2 separate regions of the Mus musculus genome follow, and region 1 is linked to region 2. Evidence: chromatin loops called from intact Hi-C (ENCODE). Cell type or tissue: left cerebral cortex. All regions are shown on one strand. Links, peaks and the distances in the headings refer to the core of each region. The heading gives the core; the rest is flanking DNA.

What was found. Hi-C counts contacts between places; a loop is a spot of excess contacts. Peaks named below come from ENCODE experiments on the same cell type or tissue, not always from the same donor. Only the 100,000 strongest peaks of a DNase experiment are listed, where the experiment ranks them.
Region 1: a loop joins it to region 2, with 2.2 times the contacts of the local background. A loop is called at or near these places in 4 of 42 quality-filtered maps.

The regions. Positions count from the first base shown.
Region 1 is chr4:55,052,842-55,066,148 of GRCm38, reverse strand. It overlaps Zfp462 (zinc finger protein 462), which reads right to left. Exons shown (of 13, transcript NM_172867.3): 10 at 5,912-6,135. Gm42289 (a long non-coding RNA gene) reads left to right here. Exons shown (of 2, transcript XR_003955412.1): 2 at 1-5,629. Among named protein-coding and RNA genes, the nearest start is that of Gm42289, 9.7 kb to the left of the region's middle. In left cerebral cortex, for the core only: a CTCF peak has its summit at 7,924 (motif pointing left); DNase peaks (open chromatin) are centred at 7,053, 7,549, 7,786 and 10,939.
Region 2 is chr4:55,234,772-55,244,179 of GRCm38, reverse strand. Gm34231 (a long non-coding RNA gene) reads right to left here. Exons shown (of 3, transcript XR_390581.4): 3 at 5,244-5,447. It also overlaps the pseudogene Gm12508. Among named protein-coding and RNA genes, the nearest start is that of Gm34231, 32 kb to the right of the region's middle. In left cerebral cortex, for the core only: a CTCF peak has its summit at 3,493 (motif pointing right); a DNase peak (open chromatin) is centred at 3,517.

The DNA.
Region 1 (13,307 bases), core at 3,052-11,051, 180 kb after region 2:
TACTGCCTGAATAGACTATCCTAAATGTAATATACTGAACATGAGAATTTTAGGAGAAAACCAAACTAGAGATAATATATTTTTATGTTCCTTTAAGTAGCAAAGAGACTTAAGACCCATGAAACAGCATTAACAAGGTACTGAAATATACTTAAAATTTTCTTCAAAATAAAAATGTTTTTTGTTTTTGTGTTAAATGTAAGACATATAAGGTCTTTTTTAGCAAGACTTTAAGGCTCCTAGAAGTGTTAAGCCTGCATCTTTCACGGGAACTGTGGAGAAGTGGCGTCACTAGCTAACATTTTATTGTATAAGTGCAGGGGTAGGGGAGAAGGAGGAGGGAGTGACAGAGAGTAAAGTGCAGCCTTCTAGAGGATCGAGTGAGATCAGAAAAAGACAGTGAGTCAAAGGATGAGAAAAATGGAACAGCCTACATGGTTTACTTTAGATCCCGGGAGATTACACGGGATTCCTTGCTCGCTGGCACAGAGAAAGGTCTAGAAGGACAGGATTCTGTTTGTCACCTCTAAAATGAGGGTTCTGATCGCCACCCTTTCTCCTCTGCACTCTGACTTCTGAGGGTAAACATGGCAGCCTACAGCAAGTACACTTGACATTTTGGTTCTTAAATGCAATGATGTATTTGACTTCAAGAACCCTTTCTGCTATTACCAGCTTTCTGTCCACAGCACATGATATCAGTATCTTTAGAGATGTGCCTCAGGTTTACAGCCTTGGCAATGAGAACTCAGATGTCCAGGGTTGGTATGCTTAGGTCTGTTTAATAAAATCCTTTGATGGAAAAACACATTCTACATAGCCTTATAGATTCTTTTAGATTCTCTCCACCATACAAAAATCACCTAAAGTGATTTGTGCCAGGATATAAAAGGCAATATATTCAACATTATCTTATTGAAAACAAAGCAGCAATCTCCATCTCAAAAATTTTTTTTGACAACTTATGCATTAGTCTGGCTCAATTAGTTCAATGATTAATTTGGCAGAAAGTACTTCTGAAACTTAGCACCTACTAAGGAGATTGCTGTGTGCCAGAATTTGGGGACTGAAGTATAATTCAATGGCTATCTAATTTATCTATTTTAAGTGAACAATTCAAGTTGTTCTTTCTTCCTTTCTTTCTTTCTTTCTTTCTTTCTTTCTTTCTTTCTTTCTTTCTTTCTTTCTTTCTTTCTTTCTTTCTTTCTTTTTCTTTCTTCCTTCCTTCCTTCCTTCCTTCCTTCCTTCCTTCCTTCCTTCCTTCCTTCCTTCCTTCCTTCCTTCCTTCCTTCCTTCCTTTCTATTTTAAGTAAAGTGACTGATTTAGACCTTCACCCAGGTCAGTTTAGAATATCTTCACCTTTGAGGCGATCCCTCAAATTCTTAACCTTATTCCCAAGACTCAGCCCTAGGCAACTTCTGAGCTACTTCTTGTTGCTACAGTGCTGCAGTTTCTAGAAGCTCACATAAAGCTGAAGTCTGATTTCTGTCCATTTAATATGATCTGAGACCCATCCATGCTACTAAACATCAGTAATTATTCCTTACTCACAAGCAGTTTTCCACTGGATACAAAGTCTGTATTTCAGTTCTATTTTAAGCCAGTGTGGTGGTGTCAGTAGGAAGGGTCGGCACAGGTTCACAGATTTAAATGCTTGGTCATCAGGGAGTGGCCCTACTTGGCAGGCATTAAGAGGTAAAGCCTTGTTGAAATAGGTATGCCCTTGTTGGAGGAAATATGTCACTGGGGATGGGCTTTGAGGTTTCAAGGTCCCAAGCTAGACCCAGAGTCTCAATTCCTGTTGCCTAATACTCCAGATGTAAAACTATTAGCAAATTCTCTAGCCCCATGTCTGTTTGTGGGCTGCCATGCTTCCCACAATGACAGTAATGGATTAAACCTCTTAATGTAAGCAAATTCCAACTAAATGCCTTCTTTATAAGAGCTGCTGCAGCCATGGTGTCTCTTCACAGCAATAAAACCTTGACTAAGATAGCCAAAGCAGAATTGTTGGGTCTTACAGTAATGCAGTACTTAACATTTAAACAGCCTGCCAAACTGCTCCAAAGAGGCTGTGTCCCTTTTTGCTTCCACCAGAACTCCCAGGATAACTTCAACTTTCTCCACATCCTCAATAACACCTTGGTATTGACAGGCTGGAATCAACCATCTTGGTAGATAAGGAAAACTTAATGTTCCTTTAGTCTCTACATTGCCAGTGGTAAATCTTGTCAAGCATCTTTGAATGGACATCTTTACCACTGTCTATGCTTTCATTCTGAGTCAAGTTAAAAGAGTTCTGTGTATCTGTTGGTTCCATGGCCTGGTACATAATAAATACTTGACAAATATTTGTTTCAGGCTGTTTGTTGGTCTTTTGCTTTCTTAATGGGATCTTCTAAAGGTGTCTTAGTTTGGGTTTTACTGCTGTGAACAGACACCATGACCAAGGCAACTTTTATAAAAACATTTAATTGGGGCTGGCGTACAGGTTCAGAGGTTCAGTCCACGATCATCAAGGTGGGAGCATGGCAGCATCCAGGCAGGCATGGTGCAGGAGGAGCTGTGTGTTCTACATCTTCATCTGAAGGCTGCTAGCAGAATACTGGCTTCCAGGCACTAGGATGAGGGTCTTAAAGTCCACACCAACAGAGACATACCTAGTCCAACAAGGCCACACCTAGTCCAACAAGGCCACACCTAGTCCAAGAGAGCTACACCTTCTAATAGTGCCAAGCATATACATCACAGAAGGACACTTAGTTTTGATGACATTCAACTTATCTTTTGTCTCAATGCTCACAGCTTTTGTTTCTTATCTAAGCATTATTCCGACACCCAACATTTCATTTCTTATTTCTAGCAAAATTCATGTTTCACTAAAATGTTCATAGGTTAGCCCAAATACTTATGACCATTTTTTTTAAACTGCTTTTAATGTAGAGTTGATTAGGGACCAAGGGCCAAAACATATATGTGCAAATCTAATTGTTTCAGAGCTCCCTTTGGAAGAACACCCTCTCTCTATTGTGCTGACATGCTTGAAAGAGATCAACTGACCACACTCACAAGACAGTCTACTCGTGGACTTGTTCTTCTGCTCCTTTAAACTGAGCAATGCCACACTCTCTTAACTACTACAGCTTTACTTTAAGCCCTGAAAGCAAGAAGAGTTGAGTCTCTCAACTTTGCTTCTCTTTATTGTTTAGATAAATCCACATCATTTGCATTGCCACATAAGTTTTAGATTTAGTTTATCATCATCTATAAAAAATACTTCCCAAAGTTTAGATGAAGATTATATGAGATCTATAGATCTGATTAGAAAAAAATGATCAATACTGAATTAGTTACCTATTTCATGAATGTGGTACATAGGGCAACAATATAGGTCTTTGTTTCTCTCAGTAGGACTATGTAGCTCTCAGTGACTAGATCTTACAGCTCTTAGGTTAATTTCATACTAAACTATTTTATTCCTTTTGATGTTAATACATGTAATCAATCTTTGTTTTCAGCATTTAGCAATTTATTTTTGTACCTGTGTCATATCCTGTAACCACCATCATTTCCTGAGTGTTCTAGTAGCTTTTTTATACCATTATCAGGATTTTGTAGCTATTACGATCTGGGAGTAAAACAAGTTCTATTTCCTTCTAATTTTCTTAGGCCTTTAACTCCTGGTTTTTGCCTTGAGTCATTAAGGTTTCCATTTGAATCAGCAGTCAGTCTAGAACACACCAACAGCCCCCACAGCCTTTCTATGAAGTCTGACATTTGTATGCCACTCGCTGATGAACAACCACACTTTGCTAGTACATACTGCCAGTGCTCATCTGCTGAAAACCAGTTTCAACCACACTGAATTGTATTATGTGATCATCATTTAGGAGGGGGGAAAAAGAGAATAGAAAAGAAATGTGCTGCTATCTAATAAGCATGAATCTCATAAACTTAATAACAACCCTGACCAAATAGAATCCACGGGGGGCGTGCTCAAAGTGGCGAGTCCTCAGCTGAAGGTGGGCAGGCAATCTTTGGACTCAACACACTCATCAACCATAAGAAAGGGCAAAATTGAAAACCATAGCATGACACGGTAAAACCATCACAAAACTTACGTAAAATACAAGCTATCATTACTCGTTTCATATTTCAGGCCTTTGAGAGCATGGTTGCCTTTATGATAAATACAGTTCTTGCTATATTCGAGCACAATTCTACTCACACACAATCTATGGGACATAGACTAAGTGCCAACATGCAGGAAGAACAAGGGCTCCATCTACTCTTAAAAGGCTTTCTGCCCTTAGAATAACAATCCCTACTGATAAGCCAGAAAACAGGCCTTCATATACGAGCAGCTTCCTAATGCACACACAATAAGCAATGGAGCAAAAGCAATTACTCGAGTTTCTTTGTTCGAAAACTCCTGAATTCGGTTCCCTCTTTCTGGAGAGCACACTTCTCAGCCCAAAGTCCCGAGCCCCAACCTTCAATTGACTGCTCAGGATGCCTGGTATTTGGTTTGGTTTCTGTCTGTCCCTGGATTTTCTAGTAGTTTAGAATCCACTGCACCAATGAAGGAAGAATTTCTCTTCCTGATTTGTTTTGTTCCCAAATAGGAGCCCGAAGGCTTGCACGCCATAATAGAAGGATGACTGTGCATAAATAAGGTGCACATGAATGAATGAATACAAGGAGCTTGGTCTGGGATACATTTCCCCCCGAGTTAGGATGAAAAACTCCCAGGAAGACAGAGGAAGAAAGGATATGAAGATTTCTGAGTGCGGCAATCTAGATTTTTCTTTTCTTTTACTTCAGGGGCTGTCACGGGCAGCAGAGAAGTTGCAAGCAAGCTGTTAAATTGTGGACCCAGAGCAAAGAAAGCCCTAGAAGTCCTTACCAGAGATGATTCAGACTGAAATATTTATAACGTGGGTTCAGAAGGCTAAGAACGAGTGGCCATGTTTCTGCTGAAAAGGATTCAGAGTGAGAAAAATGGAAATGGGATCAAAAATGCTTTTCATTATGTCTTGAGTAAATGCTTAATAGATGTTTTGGATTTGGTTAATTAGAAAGGATTGCAGTAGGCTATTTTCAGAAACAAATACTAATCATAACTCTTTCTGTGCTTGGGGCAATATGCAAAACCTGTAACTACAGTAAGCAAAATAATCCCTATACCGAGGAACATAGCCATCATGTATGGCTCTAATTCTCAGCAAAACTACAGAAGAGAATCCCCCCCCCCCACATACACACACAAAATCTCCTTCCTATACCATTAAAGAAACATCAATTTCTTAAATTGATCACATATGTATAGTAATGCCTTTCAAAGTTGTAATTAGCAAAACCTTAGAAACAACTTACATGACCGAGAGTCAAGGCATTGCCAACTAAGTGCCCAGAGACTGTTATCTTTTATTGGATAAAGTTTTATTCAAACACCACTGTGTCTGTGCCTGCTTTCTTGCTATATACTAACGGTGGGTTTAAGCAACTGCCACTGAAATTACATATGGCCCAAAAAACAAAAGATCTACTGATTGCTCTTTACAGGAAGTCTGCCAACACTATAATAATTAAGCACATTTAAGATAAGACAAAATTTTAGACAGGGTTTAAAAAAAAGCAAGATATGTTGTTTTATATACAATATAAACAAAATTATGTAAAACAAGTGAAAAGTATAGAAAGGATTCCCCCAAGGTTTTTCCCACGTTCTAAAGTGGTCTTACATTTCTTTTATTCTAAGAAAATGAAGTTTTACTATAATTACCACTTTAACTCGTCTCTCTGGCTTGCACACAGTAGAGGTGACCACACTAACCTGTCTCCCCGACAGGAGTGCTGAGGTGGGGGGGGGGCGGGGGGAGGGTGGTGCAGAAAGTCCTGGGTAAGTACCTTGTGCTCATCCCGAAGGTGAGTGTCCAGTTCCTCCGTGTGCTTGGTCTCATAGTAGCAGAGCTGGCATTTGTACGGTTTCAGTTCATTGTGCTTTTCTATGTGTTGCTGGAGACTCTCGTCACTGGAGCAGGTGAAGGTACACTTATCACAGCGGAAAACTACTCCCTGCAAGTATTTTGACAGTTTGGAACGGCACACTTCAATGGGGACAACTCGCTCTTCTGTGGAAACAAATCGAATGGAGAGATGGGCATTTTTACTGATGGAAAACAGATGTTCTCTCTTTGGAACGTAAGAGGAAATGGACCCATTCAATTCTGATACTTCCCTCCCTGACGTTCCCAAATGACACACAACCCTCCAGCACAACTGGGTATGTGGAAGACCAAAAGCTTTTGTGCACTCAATACCAGGCGTGGTGAGTGATTAGATTGGGGCAGGTGGAAAGGCGTTAGGTAGTTTCCGAATGAAGGTTGGTTAAGCACGGAAGTGGCTGCCATCTTTACCAACATTAATAACCACTGACGAGATCATTTTAATGTCCTTCAGCAAGTGCTATGACGGCTGGATGCCAGGTGCCTTTCAGGGAAGGAAATATTAACCTGGAACCTGTGGACTACCACTGCGTTTCACTCTCCAATGATACCAAGGCTAGAGTTTACTCCCATTTTCAGAATAAATAAAAATGAGGAACAGCATCCTACTTCTAGACTAGGGATTAAAGCCAGGGTCCCACAAATGATCAGCAAGCGCGCTGTCACTGAGCTAAATCTCTAGCGAGGAACAACCCTTGAAAATGTTCTGGAGTTTTAGACAGTGCAACTGACAGAGCCGAGATGTGAAGGCAGGCTGAGCTTGTTGCTACTTCCATTCCTGTTCCCCCCTTGAAGACATTTTCCAGGATGTTATTCTCCAGTCCTGAAAGCAGGGCATCTCTACAGAACTCAATTAACCAGTATACTTAACTTACAAGTGAAAGGTGTTGTGGGTAACATTGAGGGGGAGGTGGGGGTGGCTTGGAACCATTGAAGATTTGTGTCTTTCTAGAGAAATCTGTAATCTGATTGCCACAAGAGGAGAAAATTCCTAGCTGTAAAGAGAGGACGTGGGTGCCTTCCCCACTCCCACACCAAATGCTGTAGGGCTGGAAATGCATGCGTTTGTGTAGTTTGCACTCTCTCGCCCTTGTGTTTAACTGCTCAAATTGAATTTCACACCAGTCTGCCCAGAGTACTGGTGCACGTGCCAGATATCCATAACTGGGATAAAATTAAAATCTGTGCTATATATGCAAGAATCAAAAATAGCGTGTGTTTTCATGCTGAGTCTGGATTTCAGAAGACCCGGAAAGTTTACAAATGGACGCACAAAACATATACTTATATTATTTAGAGACAGCAATGTATTATTAAGTCAGGAAAGCATGATTTTCTTCCCAGAGACACTGAGTAGCGGCGTTAGTCTTTTGCATGCGGATGCTGCTGCCTCTTCCAGCCTTCCCTTTGTTATTGGCTGCACTCGGACCCAAGGGAACTCCCCCCACCCAACATCATGTCTTCATCTGAACCACAACATTCTAACTGCAGGGCACTCACTGCCTTGGAGCCCTGAATGTAGCGCCTCATCGGCCAGCAAGATGCTGGGCACAGAAAGCGTTAAGGGTGGTGTCTGGAACATACTCCCCAGAGATCTAATGCATATGTTATTTTCCCTATACAAAGAGTCAGTTGCTTATTTAGAAATATAAATATTTTTAAAACCAAAGTACAGCAGACAGCTAAGAAACACATGATTATGAAGTAATCTGCACATTTTCTTAGAATAGCAAATGTTTAACAGCCTTCTAAGCCATTCAGTTCCATGGTTTGGTGTAAACGGAGGGGGAAATGCCTTGGCATGAATTAGTTAGCCTGAAGGAGTCCATTCTAGAACGTTCTACTACTCTCTACGCCTGGATTTCTCAAAACAGTAGCATGACTGACATCTGGAGGCTAGACAGTTCTTTGTTGCAGGCACTGTCCTGTGAACTGTAGCATGCTTAACAACTTCTTTGGTCTTCACTCACCAGATTCTTCTAGCACTCATTCCTATGACACCCCAGAATGCTTGCAGGGTAGTGCACTCTGGGGAGGCTGGAAGAACCGGTTGAGAACAATCACATTCAGCAATGGTAGGCATGAACTACAGTGGCTCAGACTAGGTAAACCTAAGAGCCTAATCTGCTGCCCGGCTTGGAGTGGTAGCCGTAGTCCCAGGGACACTGCACACTGAGGTTGTCCTTCATGGAAAGGGCTGCCATGATCACTTTTGGCACTTCCATGAGGCTATGGCCCTCCGCTCTCCTCCTCACTTGTCCCTGATTTATTTTGTCATCTTTACTGCTTCTCTTTTATTCTCTGGCTCTGGCCTGGCCCATCTGCCCTAGATCTGTCAACCTCAGCGGAGATGAAGAACAGCTGGGCACACTTTTCCAAGCAACAATGCCTCAAATGCCACGAGGACAGCTATTCAGCTGCTCAACAGTCTGTTGCCCGAAGTCAATAAATGGTTCTCCCCAACCCCCCTTTCTATGCATTCACCACTTCCATTCCTCTACCACATTGGTTAGCTTTCTTTGCAGTTTCTAATTTCATGATGCATCATTAAGAATTTTACCCAAAGATCTAAGGCCTCAAAGTCATGGCCTGAAGTTCAAATGCTAATAGCAATAATAGCTAATACATGGCTTTACAATTGATTAAAAGCTTGCTATGAGGTGAGGTCTATTAACTGTTATAGTTCTGTATATTGAGACATCAGTGATTATTATTATTATCATTTGAAGATGTCTGTACAATCTTCCACACACAATAAATAAATGTAATTTTAAAAATTAAAAAAAAATTCAAGATTTTTCATTTCCAGTCTAATATATGAGCTAAGGTAGACCAAATCTCTTCTTTATTTAAATGTATACTATCATTACCTACCAAGTTAGACTGGAATGCTCCAGGCATGAACTGAATCCTGCCTTGGCTATAAAAGTTCACATTTATATGAGCACCCTAGTAGCATGGGTCTTTCCTGATTTTACACCTCTCAAAATTACCCTGGGTAAGAAGTGTTTGTGACTCAGCACGCAGGGAAGGTAAAAAAAAAAAAAAAGGGATCACCAGTTCACAACCAACTGATGGTTTATCAGTTTCATCTCCTCCTACTCAACTGGTACTCACTGCTACAGGGGAACATGACACTGGAGGGGCAGGACTTCAGAGTCATCACTGAAGCACCTGTGCCCTAAGGTGTATTGAAAGCAGTGCTGGGTATGCTGCTGTGTTAGCATGGAACCCATTAGAAAAGGCTGCAGCAGTGCCAACTACTAAGGGTCATTTCTTAGCAAGAAGCCACATGACTGTGGAGCCCCGAGTCACCAGATAAGAACTCCTCTGGAAAGGAAACTGCAACATACTAGAGTTTCCTTCCAAGAATACCAAGTCTTAAATGAGGCAGCAGAAGAACTGGAATTCCTTGACCCCAGCAATCTTTGCTTGCAAGGCATCAACCCAGAAGGCTGAGCTCAAAGACCCATTTACTACTTGCTGTTGGATAACTGAGTGATAAAGGTTAAAGACTGGAGAAAACCATTAAGGAAACCACATTAGTCCAATATGGGGGCACTTGGGAAATAGAGGCAGGAGAGTTTGAGACTAGCCTAGGCAAGGTAGTATGTTTTAGGTCAGGTTGGGTTACATAAGACCCTATCTCAAAATGCTCTGTTGAGGAAGAGGAGAAATTGGAGGAATAGGAAGAGGGTAAGAAGGAAAAGAAAAAGGCATTATTATCTTTCAAACCCCCCTAACATAAAACTATAAATAGATATGTAAGCACAAGCAACCATCTCCTGGTAAGAGCTATTAAGTTTTGACATTAGCAGGTTTCTAGGGAGAGCTGAGAACAGGCAGTCCCTCTCTCACAGGTAAGGGTACTGATGGGATTTCACAAAATCAAAATAAGTCAGTCTTATTGATTTTCTCTCCTGAAATCAAACTGCCCCTAACCAGACACATTAGGGGGAATGTCTTCCATTCAGGATGCCCTCCTTCAAGACTTAGCCTCAGTCAGGATTTGTCTACTAAAGCAGGAAACAGACCCTTGAAGTTAACATGCCAACTGGAGAGCAACCACAGTGGTTACACAGCTACATAATCACAATGTAAATATTTATCGAAAAGGCTTCAGCCCTGCGATTCAATCTGCACCCAAATTTTCAGGCGTGTTGTATAGGAACAAGGCCCAGTTGGGCAAGCTGTATGTGAGCTCTACGCTTCCAATGGTTGTATACTCACAGTCACAATCGAGAAGCTTCCATTAATGCTCAACTTCCCTCAGAGAACAAACTTTTCTGTCTCTTCATGGCTGAACTGCACTATATCTTCAAACACCAGCAGGCATGCTGCACATCCATTGCTCAAATGAAAACTTACCCAAAGTCCTACCAAATGAGTTCAGGAAACAAACGTCCAAGTTAGACTTATTATATCTTACCAGATGTTGACATCTAAACCCATAAGAAAGAGATAGATCTAATGATCCTTTGCTTCAACCTTGGTTAAATTCTTATTTAGTAGGTGTCTTACCTGTAGTCTGATTTAATTTTTTCCCCTTGGCTTTCTATGTATTTACTAAGGAAAGGTCAAATTTCTGAATCGTCTCTAAAAACACACATTCTTTGCAGGTACCTGGAATAGTCTGATGTCATGCTGCAAATAGGTCTTGCCTCCAGTGGCCTCAGTTGTTTACTAAGAGATTACTCCCACTCTGCAGTGGTTGATAGTGTCCCCCAATTTATGTCCACTTGGAACTTCATTATGTGACGATTGGGATACAGTTTGGGGGATGTAATTAAAATGAGCAAGGTCATATTAGATTACAGCTGGCCTAAAATTCAATGCCTGGTATTTTTGTAAGAGAAATCACAAAAAGGAACACAGATAACTGGCAACGAGGCTGCAAGAAGGCGGCAGAGGTTGGATGGCTGCCACTATAAGCTAAGGATATCAAAGCATGCCCAGAGTCTAGGATATGAGAAGAAATCAAAGGGTAAGTAGGTAGGTGATCTACCACTGAATTCTATTCCCCTCTCCCCATCAAGCGTGGGTTTTCTTGAAGTTTTAGATGATACACAGGCATCATCTGAAGAGGCTGACAATTCTAGCCTCTAGAGCTCACATCATTTAAAGCCAATGAGTTGGTAGATGTGGATTTCAGTAAACTTAGAAAGAGACTAAAGTCCATCTGAAGTCTTCTTTGTCTGCTGCCAGGGCTCAGTTTGAGAGCCACCTTTCTGAATAGGACTCCTAGACACCCATCACGCACTGTCTTGGATATACTCTGCATGTGTTCATCTTGAGGAGGTCAAGTATGGGTTTCCTATACCTCATCATACATAATGCTGTCATAACAGAGTGCAGCAAGTTACAAACAAATGACGGGTGTTTTCGGAACTCAGGAACCAATAGTATGCTCCCTTTGCCATGGGAGTTCATACCCTTGACTAATTCTCATCAGACTTCCATGGGATGGATTCTTCTCCCCTCATTCCTTCCTTAAACACATCACTCTGTCCCAACAAAGAGATGGCAACTGTCCTTGCCAGGAGCAGCTCTGTTTCAGGGCCAGTTCAGAGTTGTTTTTCTTGTCTTTCATCCCAAGGTTTTTAATTAACTGAGGCCTCAGAAACATCTCATGCTCTAGACTCTGGAGACCAAAGATGTTTATTCATCTGAAGCAGGCAGTGCACAGGTGCAGAAGCCTCATCTCATTACGCTGGGATCAGCCCCAGTGCTGATCTGCAAGGCAGACATTTGACCACATCGATAAGACCAGGCTTTCTCTGTCCTGCCTTGAAGTGGCGATGGCCATCAGAGGCAGAAGTCTGTAGAAACTTAGGGCCCTCTGGCACCTGTGGATTGGGGTCCTCATCTTTGATCTCCAGCCCTACAAAAACTTCTCTCCTTACACCCAACATTCACAGACTCTGGAACACTGAGCAGGGTGGCGGCAGCTTCCCCAGGGTAAGAGAGTGATGCCAGGGATTCAAAGCATGGGCTGTGGGTCACACACACCTGGGTTCCAATCCTAGCCTGTTACCCAAGAGTCCTTGGACCGTAGGGAAGTACTCAGTTTTTCTGAACCTGTTTTTGTTGTTTGTCATCAGGAATGATAGTCATACCTACCATGCTGGATTTAGTACATTTATTGTAAAGCACTCACGCCAGTAAACACTAATAATGGTAGCTACAGTTAGTAGTGTCGCCACTGATCTTTAACTGCACATATTTGGATCATATTTCTAGGTTGGTGAGTACAATATTCACATATCCACAGAACAAGTGGATGGAAGAGGATTGCCATATGACCAATGACACATGATGGGATCAGACCAAACAACAGAATACTGGGCTGACTCATCATCACCCGATGACTCTGGTTAAGTTACTACAGCTCTCCATGACCCCATGGAATAGACTGAACACCTCTTCATCTATACAACCGGAAACCCAAAACTTTACCAGCATCAATGTGATTGGCTAAAGGATATTCGTTTGATGGTCTACATCAATATTTCAAAATCTGAACACTTTGGAACTCTGAAACACTTCTGGTCTCCATCATTTCATGTTATGGGATGGTCAATATACACTGTAGCATCCCTGTCTGATTCATTGTAGAGATTCCTTCTAGACTTCAGTGTCTGAATTGTGGGAAATTGCTTAATAAATACCCCAAAGCCAATTGATTCTGTTTTCTTCTCTCTCTCTCACGGAAGGCAAAGATTCCAAGACCTAATCTGAGGGCATGGCTATGAAAGACGGAGATCTTGTGGATTCAAGGCATCTCCACACTGGTGCTGAGATCATTGCAATTGTTGGCTGCTCTTTCTACCGGCCTCACTTTCTTTCACCTTTGCCTCCAATTCTTCATTTGTTTTTAATGTAACAGTGCTGCAGGAATGACACTGAGCTACGTTAAATCCTTCGTGAAATGAAGCAGAGCTCCAATAAATTAAATACGCTGAATTAAAAAAGCAGAAAGGATACAGACAAGCAACCCCACCCCCCATAGTCTTTCTCAGCTTTGGGCTTCCTATTCACAAAACAGGAGGCCATGGGATGGGGCTGTTGCTTGTGTGCTGCGGGTGAGGCGACTGGCTGCAGGCAACTAGCTGCAGGGAGCTCTTTGTCAAGGGTTCCTGGCCTCTGTGCAGAATCACTCTACCTCTCTCTTCCTCAAGTCTCAGCCCAGACAAGGAAAGTCATTGAGCTTGTCAGCCGTCAAAGCTCTGATCCCACCGGGCGTCAATATGGGGAATGACTGCAGCCAGTGTGGATTTGCCACAGCCAGAGATGACTCG
Region 2 (9,408 bases), core at 1-8,000:
TGACAGTCTCACGGATCAGCCTGGTACCCCCAACCCCAGCATTCATGCACACACACACACAATCCCTCCAGAACAATGCCACCAAATCATATTGAGCTATGGAACCAGAGCATCCAACGTCATGAAAGAACACAGAGGCCTTTTTCTGGCTGTTGGTGTGATCTCAATAGAAAGCCCTTCTCAGGCAGGAAGAAGCCATTCTTGTGCCATGTCCCTAACAAAAGCTGACCTCTTCTACAGTGGCACAACTGGGCAGGCCCAGAATCAAGCTGGGGTTATTTCCCCACCATCTCCATAGTCATAGCAACAGCCTTGATTAATGCCATGGCCCATTAGAGAGATAATGTCAGCCCTAATCAGAAACGCCTCAAGTATCTCTCTTTGCATTTTGGTAAATGGAGTAATCACATTACGGTTGGATGTGTCTGGGAGCTGATTGCTGTCTCGAAAGTCTGCCTGATTTTCCAGGTTAAGGGGTGTCAGGGGGCCCGAGCCGCAACTAATCATGGTGCATTGTTAGGAGCGCTGAGAGGGAAAACAGAAGGTACAGAGACAGATGGGGAGGTCCCTGCCCTGTCCCTCCTCCTGGGTCAACAGGGGATCCCTGGGTTGGTGGTCTATTGGCAGGGACTGCTTCCCTGAAGATGAGCTTAGTGTCTCAGAGGTGGTGCCCGTGCTGTGGATAAACACAAGGATGGAGAGGCACAGCTAGCATGAGCAGGCAGGGGCCTCAGTTGGGCCCGGCTTTCCCTTCTCCTTTTGCATCGAGCTGGTGATGGACAGCCAGCCTCGGGTCACGCCACTGGGCTGGAAAAGTGGCAGGAGAGAGCTCACTTTTGGCCTGGAGATAGGAAATGGCAGAGGTGACATGCACCCTGTGTAATGAGTGTACACTTGCCCTGTCACAATAGTCTTTGGCCTTTGGCAGGTTCTGCCTTGTGGGAGACTCTCTGGAAGCTTCTCGAGGGCAGAGTCTCGATGCATCTTGGGAGAGGATGACATCCCCTCCTCTCTCCTTTTGTTGCAGAGACACCAAAGGAAGGAGAGGTGATGGCTCTTAAGCCTGCACTCTCACCAGGAATGGACGCTCAGTTCCATCTCTCCAGAGACCCTTCCCATACCGCTACCTCTGTCTGCCTTCCAGCCTGGCTGCCTTTGTTTCTGTCGGTCCACAGGTGACAGTAACAATAAATCATAGCCACCCATATGGAGAGATTAAGAGGAGGACCCGAGGAAATATGCATCGAGCCCCTGGAGGCTATTTTCGGATGCTCCTGGGAGGATTTTTTTTTTCTTTTCTTTTGGAAAGGACTCACACAGTTAACTATTTATGACAGTTTGAAGGCAGAGCAGAAATAGGAGAGTGGTACTTGGTGTCCCTGCCAAGGCTGAGAAGTAAAATCTTCTCAGAGGTCTGAAGCCACTTCAGGGCCATTAAATTTACTGTCTGTTAGACAATATTTAATATCTGGAATAACATTTTATTTTGGGGCCCAGCAATAATTTTTCTTTTCAGTTTTAAGAATTATCTCGGGGCCTGCCAAGTTGACCAGATAGAACTGTTACAGGGTCACAATGTTGCCCCGTGGCCCTGTCCCCCATGAACTCAGATCCCTTGCCAGTGAGGCTGAAGTTCACCTCAGAGCTTTAAGATCAAGGTCCCAGGTCAGGGTTGGAGTAGCGGAAAGCTATGTGGGGAGACTGAGAACAGCCATTAGGCAAGAGGTTACCACATCATGAATCAGTCAATCTCTGTCTTCCATTTGTCTCTGCTCCAGACCAAACTTTATCTTCAAAAATCAATATCCTTCCCAGGAAGATGTTGGATTAGACACGTTAAAGGACCCAACATCACAGCTTGACCTAAGCTCTTACAGACTGGTGTTAGACGGGGTAGGAGAGAATAGATTTCCCAGGCTAAGATGTTTCTCTAACGGCTCTATAAAGCCTTACAACGGCCTCCCCTGGAAACATGCTCTGGACCATCATTGCTTATAAACACAGCTGATCAAGGGCTTGAAAGATAAATCAAATTGAAGATGTGGCGCCTTGACTCCCGCACAGCCACCAGCTTTGAGCTAAATCAGTGGGTCTCAACCCGTGGGTCACAACCCCTTTGGGGGTCAAATATCATATATTCTCCATATTAGGTATTTACATTATGACTCATAACAGTAGCAAAGTTACAGTTCTGAAGTAGCAATGAAAATAATTTTATGGTTGGGGTCACCACGACATGAGAAACTGTATTAAAGGGTCACAGCGTTAGGAAGGTTGAGAACCAGTGAGCTAAATGAACACAAGAGATTCACGGGGAATGCATTAGCATTGTGGTCATAGTGTCTACTGTCCCTGCAGGTACTCTTACCCTAGACACCACTGGTGTTGGCTGTCTAATCCTGGACCTGAGACTGATTCTGGCAGTGGCAAGATGTGCTGCAATCCCCACCCTCCCTCAGTCCAGTCTACTGGGTTTCCCAGGCCCACAGCTCTGACTAGCCTCTGTTGGCACCTCAGGCCTGTCACTTTCAGAAGCCTCCCACGCTCTCACATTGGTACCGTACATGTGTACTCTCCTTAGACACACAGATCTAATGATCTGCATATATCATCTGCTTGGCATCCACTCCTTCTTGACGCTTCAGTTTGCTCAATAGCACCTCACACTCAGTAACTGGCTACTTGGGTACCACCAATGTTGGGACTTGGGCTCTGTGAGTCCCTGCTCCCTCTGCAGATCTTGTGACTGTAGCTGATCTTGCTTCCGTTGATGGCTGTCTTCTTTGGTCCTAGCTCATCTCCTTTCCCTGACCGGTGTGGGCTGTCCTTATTGTTACCTTGTACAGAGTTTGTATGGGAGCCTAGCACATCGTGACCTTCCCATGAGCAGAAACCTCATGGGATTCCCTCCCCCTTGGTGTACCCCTGTCACCTAGCATCACAGCCAGCACAAAGTACGAACTCTGAACACGTATTTGATGCATGAATCAGAAGTGACATTGTAGCCCATTTCTGCAGAAGGGAGGGATTTACCCGTTCCAGTTTTGATGACCCATAGCTACCTGATGCCAATTGAATAGAAAGAACAAGGCCATTATCAACCAACTCTAGCAGGATTTATCACTTCTAAAGTAGTACCCTCTTCAGACAGACTGGTGCCCTTCGTGAACAAGTACCTAAGCACCTAAGACAGAGGTCAGTTCTTATCTGTCAATAACATCTCTATTCATCCTAGAGAGAGAAATATTTATTATCCAGAGGGGAAGAAACACGTGGTTGGAGGTGGCTGGCTCATGGCTGGTTTTATATGTGAGTGAGTCACCAAGTGGTTCTTCCCTTTAGTTTCCTCATCTGGAAACTGATTTCTCCCTCTGATTTATGATTCCATTAACAGATAATTCTGTCCCAAGTCCCAAAGCATTTGTTTTCTGTCCTGCCTTTTGGTCATACCACAGCACCTCAGGGGGAGAGCCTTTGCCTGACATTTTCTACATCACCACCAGGTGGCAGGAGCGTGCTGCAGTCCTTTGGTCCCAAACACAAAGAACGTGCGCTTTGGAGGTTGTCAAGAGGCTAGCTGTCTGAAGCAAAGGGCTAGCAGACCCTTCTGTTTGTAAAAACGTTGGCTTGTATGAAAAACAACAGCCGGATGACTACGCCTGGGTTCATCTAGGAGGGTATAAGCACATTCCTCGCCTACAGGGGGCTTCAAGTTTGCTGAGGGGGTTATCAAACTGACACTAAAATTTGACTATAGGAAGAGGACCGCTGAAGAAGAGCTTGGTTTGTGCTCTAGCCACGAACCATTTGTAGTTATCTAAATTTAACTTGTTGACATTAAATATAAATTAAAAAGAAATGCTGCTTCCTAGTCGCACTAGCTGCAGTTCCAGTGTGCGGTGGCTGCATGTGGTTAGCTGACTGCGTGGGACAGCGCGGACTCTAGGACTCCTGTCAATGCCTAGAGCAGGGTTCTTCTCAGCTGCAGCACCAGCACGCTTGACTCCAGGACTCTAGATGATTACCTGGTGTCAAGAGCAGGCTGTGGTGTGCATCACAGGGTATTTACCGTACCCACTTGAGAACCACTAGGCTAGAGGATATTGGAGAGGACCTGACTTCCGCAACGGGGAGGGAGACCGGTAAGTGTTCTAGAGAATAAACCAAGTGTGGTCACAAGGTGGGAAGAAAGTTCCCAGTTCAGACTGGAGGATGGTGGTGCTGGGGCTTCCCCAGGGAGTCAGCTCTCTCTTTGGCTTCACCAGGGAGTTATCATGCTATGCAAAGCAGCGCAGTGGCATCATTGAGAACGTGCCACGCGGCATCTTACTGCCTGCACCTTGACTTTGCCATCTATTTCTAGCTGGTCCAACCCCGAATTCACAAAAATAACGTCCAAAATTCGAAAAAAAAAAATAATGTCCACTTTATCCCCTTTGTTTTTTGTTTTTCTCTCTTTGGTTACTGGCTCTGGGAGGATGGTTGTTCCTCTGTGGTCCAGAGCAGGGATTTTATGTATCAATAAGAATTAGCTCAATCAACAGAGAGACTCAGGAGACTAGAGACAACAGTCTAAATTCATCCAGTACCCACAGAGATGGGTACAAAAAGCCTCGTTGTACTTCTTCTGCCCTTTGCGTGTAACTTCTAGTCTCTTCCCTCACGAGATGATCAGCTTCTTCTCCTGGTCTGTCACAGATAGTTCAAAGGAGCCTCTGGTCCCCCCTAGGGTGAGGTAATGCTTGATAATCCTTTTGGCTTCCTTACCAGCTATGACTGGTTCTTATGAATTCCAGCTCAATGTCTTACAAAGGGTTCACAATTCGTCTACTTTGTTGGGTTGAGCAAGGCCACAAAATTTAAGAACTGCTAGTCTGGAGGAGAACTGGCTTCCCTTGAGGCTCATGTCCACTTCTATTTTGTGCCATTTGGAACAGAGTCTGACTGATAACTTCACAGAGACCTATACTGATGGAGCGGGAACAGCCTGGTGCTCTATACATAGCTGGTCCCACCTCTACTAACTAGACTTCTTTTCTAATTTCTATTTCTCATTTATTACCAGGAGCTACAGACCTGATCCAGCCCCTCTCTTGTCTCCAGGCAACTCTTTTTTTTTTTTTTTTTTTAAAGATTTATTTATTATTATATGTAAGTACACTGTAGCTGTCTTCAGACACACCAGAAGGGGGAGTCAGATGTCATTACAGATGGTTGTGAGCCACCATGTGGTTGCTGGGATTTGAACTCTGGACCTTCGGAAGAGCAGTCGGGTGCTCTTACCCACTGAGCTATCTCACCAGCCCCTCCAGGCAACTCTTGGCTTTCTTGGGAAAGTGCAGTTCTTAGCCTCCAGCAGATGTACAGCGCATATTTGGTGTATGGCTGCTCACCAAAGACTAGGGAACACATCTGCAGTCAGACAAGTGCAGGTGCGCTGAGGCTGCCTGTGGAAGGGAGAACACAGAGTTTCTTAGTACGGGAGGATTTGAGGGGCTTGTGGAAGGCTGGGCTAGAGAAACATCTGTAGGTTTGCATTGGATGCCAACAAGATGTGAGCAGTTTGGCATCTCAGAAACGCTGGTGCAGTAGGCAAGAAGAACAAATTGAGGCTGGGTAGGTGTACCACTGACAAGAAAGCAACAATCTTCCAAAGAAAACATTTCATCTCTAGTATGGCCTCGATTCTGTTTAGTAGTAAACATTATTTATCACAGTTTGACTGACAACACGCTTGATTTTCGCTTCTTTAGTTCAATGCAAAAAAAAAAAAAAAGAAAAAAAGAAAAAATTACATAACTGAATGAATATTTAAGTTTGGCCAAATGTAGAAGCAATCACAGTGGGTGACAAACAAAACTGAGGTGCCATTTTTAAAGCAGGCAAAGTGATCCTTCGTATTATCTGTCTTTTAGGTGATTGCTTTTCACTGCTTTGCATAAAATTGGCCTTTAGTATAATGATATAATGCAGATGCATCTGAGGTTCTGTCTACCATGTTGGAATAAATAGTGGTTGATGGTTTCTGTTGTTAGCACCTTCCCCTCTCTCTTGTGATTGCTCATTCAAAAGCCCTGTGCAGTTGTCTGTGCTCCTCTTCAGATGTGGTCCCACAAACCACATCTTATCTGTGCGGAGCTAAGAACAAAGGGTCAATTACTTCCGGAGTGTTTCCCACCGTTTCTATTTCGACTCTCTTTTCTGGCAGTTGCGTTACCTCCTGCTTTCATGCGAGCTATTGTTGAAAGAGGGACCCTAAGGGTGGCACTTGATGATTGCAAGTTGGCCTGAGAGCTCATTAACCTTTACATCTTGCTAATTTTACTTACCAGTCTAGAAGGTTGGAGTGGAAAGGAAATCCCATCCATTGTGTTATTCCCTGGACCTTTTGTCATTTCGTTAATGTTTCTCCTCTGTGACTCACTCATAACCTTAACCAAATGCTGAGCGGGTCACCATGACAAAAAAAGAATTTCTCCACCTCCACAAGTCTTCACAATACACTAACAGCAGGATGTCAGACTGTTTTCAATATTACCAACCAAGATGGTAGCTACTTGCCATGTGCATTATCAGGTTGCTGTACCAGAAAGCATGGAGAGTTGGGGTGGTGAGTGTAAGACAATCAATAAAGATTTATAACAAACAATCCAGACATCAGGACATCCATCCTTAAAAGGAGGGTGGAATAGCTTTGAGAATGGACAGAGATGTTGGTGCTAAAAACATGAAGAGAAAATCCAAGACATCACCACAGGCAAAAAATAAATATGGTTAGAATTGGGGTGTGGAGCTCGAACAATCTAGATCATAGTTAATTCATATAGCATTGTGTCTGAGGGAAATGAAGAAGCAGTAGCAAGAAATTTGGGACAGCAATTGGATGGTGGAAGGTATTATGCTGCAATGCACTAGGCAAGAATAGTGGTAGTGCATGTGGATAGCCCTGGGGCTAATTGTATTTGATGTTAATTCTGTTCTCCTGTGAGGGGCTGCGAACAAGGAATGAGTCAGCACTCAGGTGATTTCTTGTAAACCTGCTTCCCACCTTAATTTATAAATAAAGGCTAGAGCCTGTGATTGGGCAGAGAAAGAGGGGAAGGTGGAGCTGAAGATTTTGGGAGAGAAAGAGAGAAGAGGATGATGAAGGAGGAGGGAGAAGGAAAGTGGAGCAGAAGCATGTGGCCTGGAGAAACCGCAAGTCATAAGGGGTCTCATAGATGGGGAAGATGGTAGTGTAGCGGTAGATCTGCCCAATCTAGGCACTCAGTATGTAATCATATTAATTGAGTTGTGGTTTTTTTTTTTTTCCTTTTTTTTTTTTTTTTTTTTTTTTTTTTTTTTTTTTTTTTTTTTGAGACAGGTTTTCTCTGTGTAGCCCTGGCTGTCCTGGAGCTCACTTTGTAGACCAGGATGACCTCGAACTCAGAAATCCGCCTGCCTCTGCCTCCCGAGTGCTGGGATCAAAGGCGTGCGCCACCACACCCAGCTGAGTTGTGTTTTCATTGCATGGGCTTATTTAGGTTGGGCGTACCACAACAGTAGCGTTGTGTCTCTTTGTCCAAGTTCTTGGTTAATTTTCTAAGGTGCTGTTTGTTTAGTCTTTAATAATGCCATCTGAGGTAGACAGGACCAGTTCTCATTCACCAAGGCAATTTGAAACTGAGAAGCTAATGTCTTGGCCAGAGAGGTCTGGCATCTTTAGAAGGAAGCATTCAGCCCTGGAGATATGGAAGTAAGAAAACACTTGCCCTTACTTAAAAAAAAAAAAAATCAGCATTTGTAGAATGATAAAGGCAGTTACTTATCACCTTAAGCTAAGAGAAGAGAGAATGTGTGAAAATGGAAGATCAAGTAGAGGGAGAAATAGACAGAACATGCAGCATGCAGCTCTGGAATGTCTGGGGAAGGACAAATGAGTGAATGTGTTCCTGCTGGGAAAGAATTGTGTATGGTTGGGTGGGAGAGAAAAGGAGGCAGTACTCAGCTAGTGGAGGTCCTTTATGGCTGACTGCAGTTTGGAGTCAGTGTTGCTTGCAGTGGGGAGCCAGGGAAGATTCTAAATGTGAAGATTTGCCCAGCTCCATTGGATCTGCATCACAGAAATAAGATTCTGACATCGGATAGAAACTTGTTAGAAAAGGCTAAAAGAGAGACACTTCAGAAAGCCAGTGACAATCATAGCCAGAACCAGATGCGGTGAAAGTAACAGGGCAAAGAAAGCTAGCTTAAGATGCAACGAAGACAATGTTGACGTTATGCCTAGATACGGGGACTTGAGAGAAGGGACGTTGAGGATACTAGGACCATTGCTAGATAGTCAAGTCATGAGTCAAGACAAAGAAACTAGACAGATGAATAGGAAGACAGGAGCAGATGGGGCCAAGATGAGAGTCTAGTTTTGGATATGCTGAGTATTATTATTGGGGTCACTGAGGAGAATTGTCCAGTACACAACTGTTCTAATTTGCTTTTCTGTTGCTGTGATAAACACCATGACCAAAAACAAGTTGGAAAGGAACAGAGTTATTTTAGCTTACAGGTAATGATTCATCATTAAAGGAAGCCATGGCAGAAACTCTCGGCAGGAGTGTGGAGGTAGGAACTGAGACAGAGACCACAAGAGAACACTGCCCACTGGCTTGCTTCAAGCATCACATTCAGCAACCTTTCTTTTACAGCTCAGTCCCACCTCCCTAAATAGTACCACAGACAGTGCGCTGGGCTCTCTTATGTCAACTAGCAATCAGGATGATGCTCCCAAAGACAAGCCCATGGTTTGATAGAGGCAATGTCTCAGATGTGTTGTCTTCTTCCTAAGCATGTCAAGTTGACAGTCAAGATTAGACATCCCAACAATTGAATATTTCAATTTACAAAAGATGAGACACCTGAGTGGCAGATCAAATTCTCTCAGGGGCATTTTTGTTTGGATTGTATAATTGATTCTTTTTATTAGAGTTCTGCAAAGCTACCATGAACACTAAATTAGGAAACACCAAGCCATTGCTCCTAGCAAAAGATAGAGTGGGGGGTGGGGTGTCTTGTGACTCTCACAACAGTCTCATCTTTATTTAATAGATAACCTTATTTATGTATGTTTTCATTTAAGAACATCTTTTTTTTAATATCATTGACTTGTGACTAATGAAATCATGGCCAACAACACTCCAACTCAACCCATAATAAAGCTTTTCTAAAATATATTTTCACCATAAGGCATAACACAGACTTCTTGTGTTTAAGACAAGAGAGTAGACAAAAATGTGAAGCTGATAAATTGATCATGAAAGTAAATGCATGTTTTTGCTTTAGTTATTAATGGAGCCAAGGAAACTAGAAAGAGAAACAGAGAATTAGGGAGAAATGAGGTGAAGATGATGATCCAGTTTGTGATATGCTAATTAT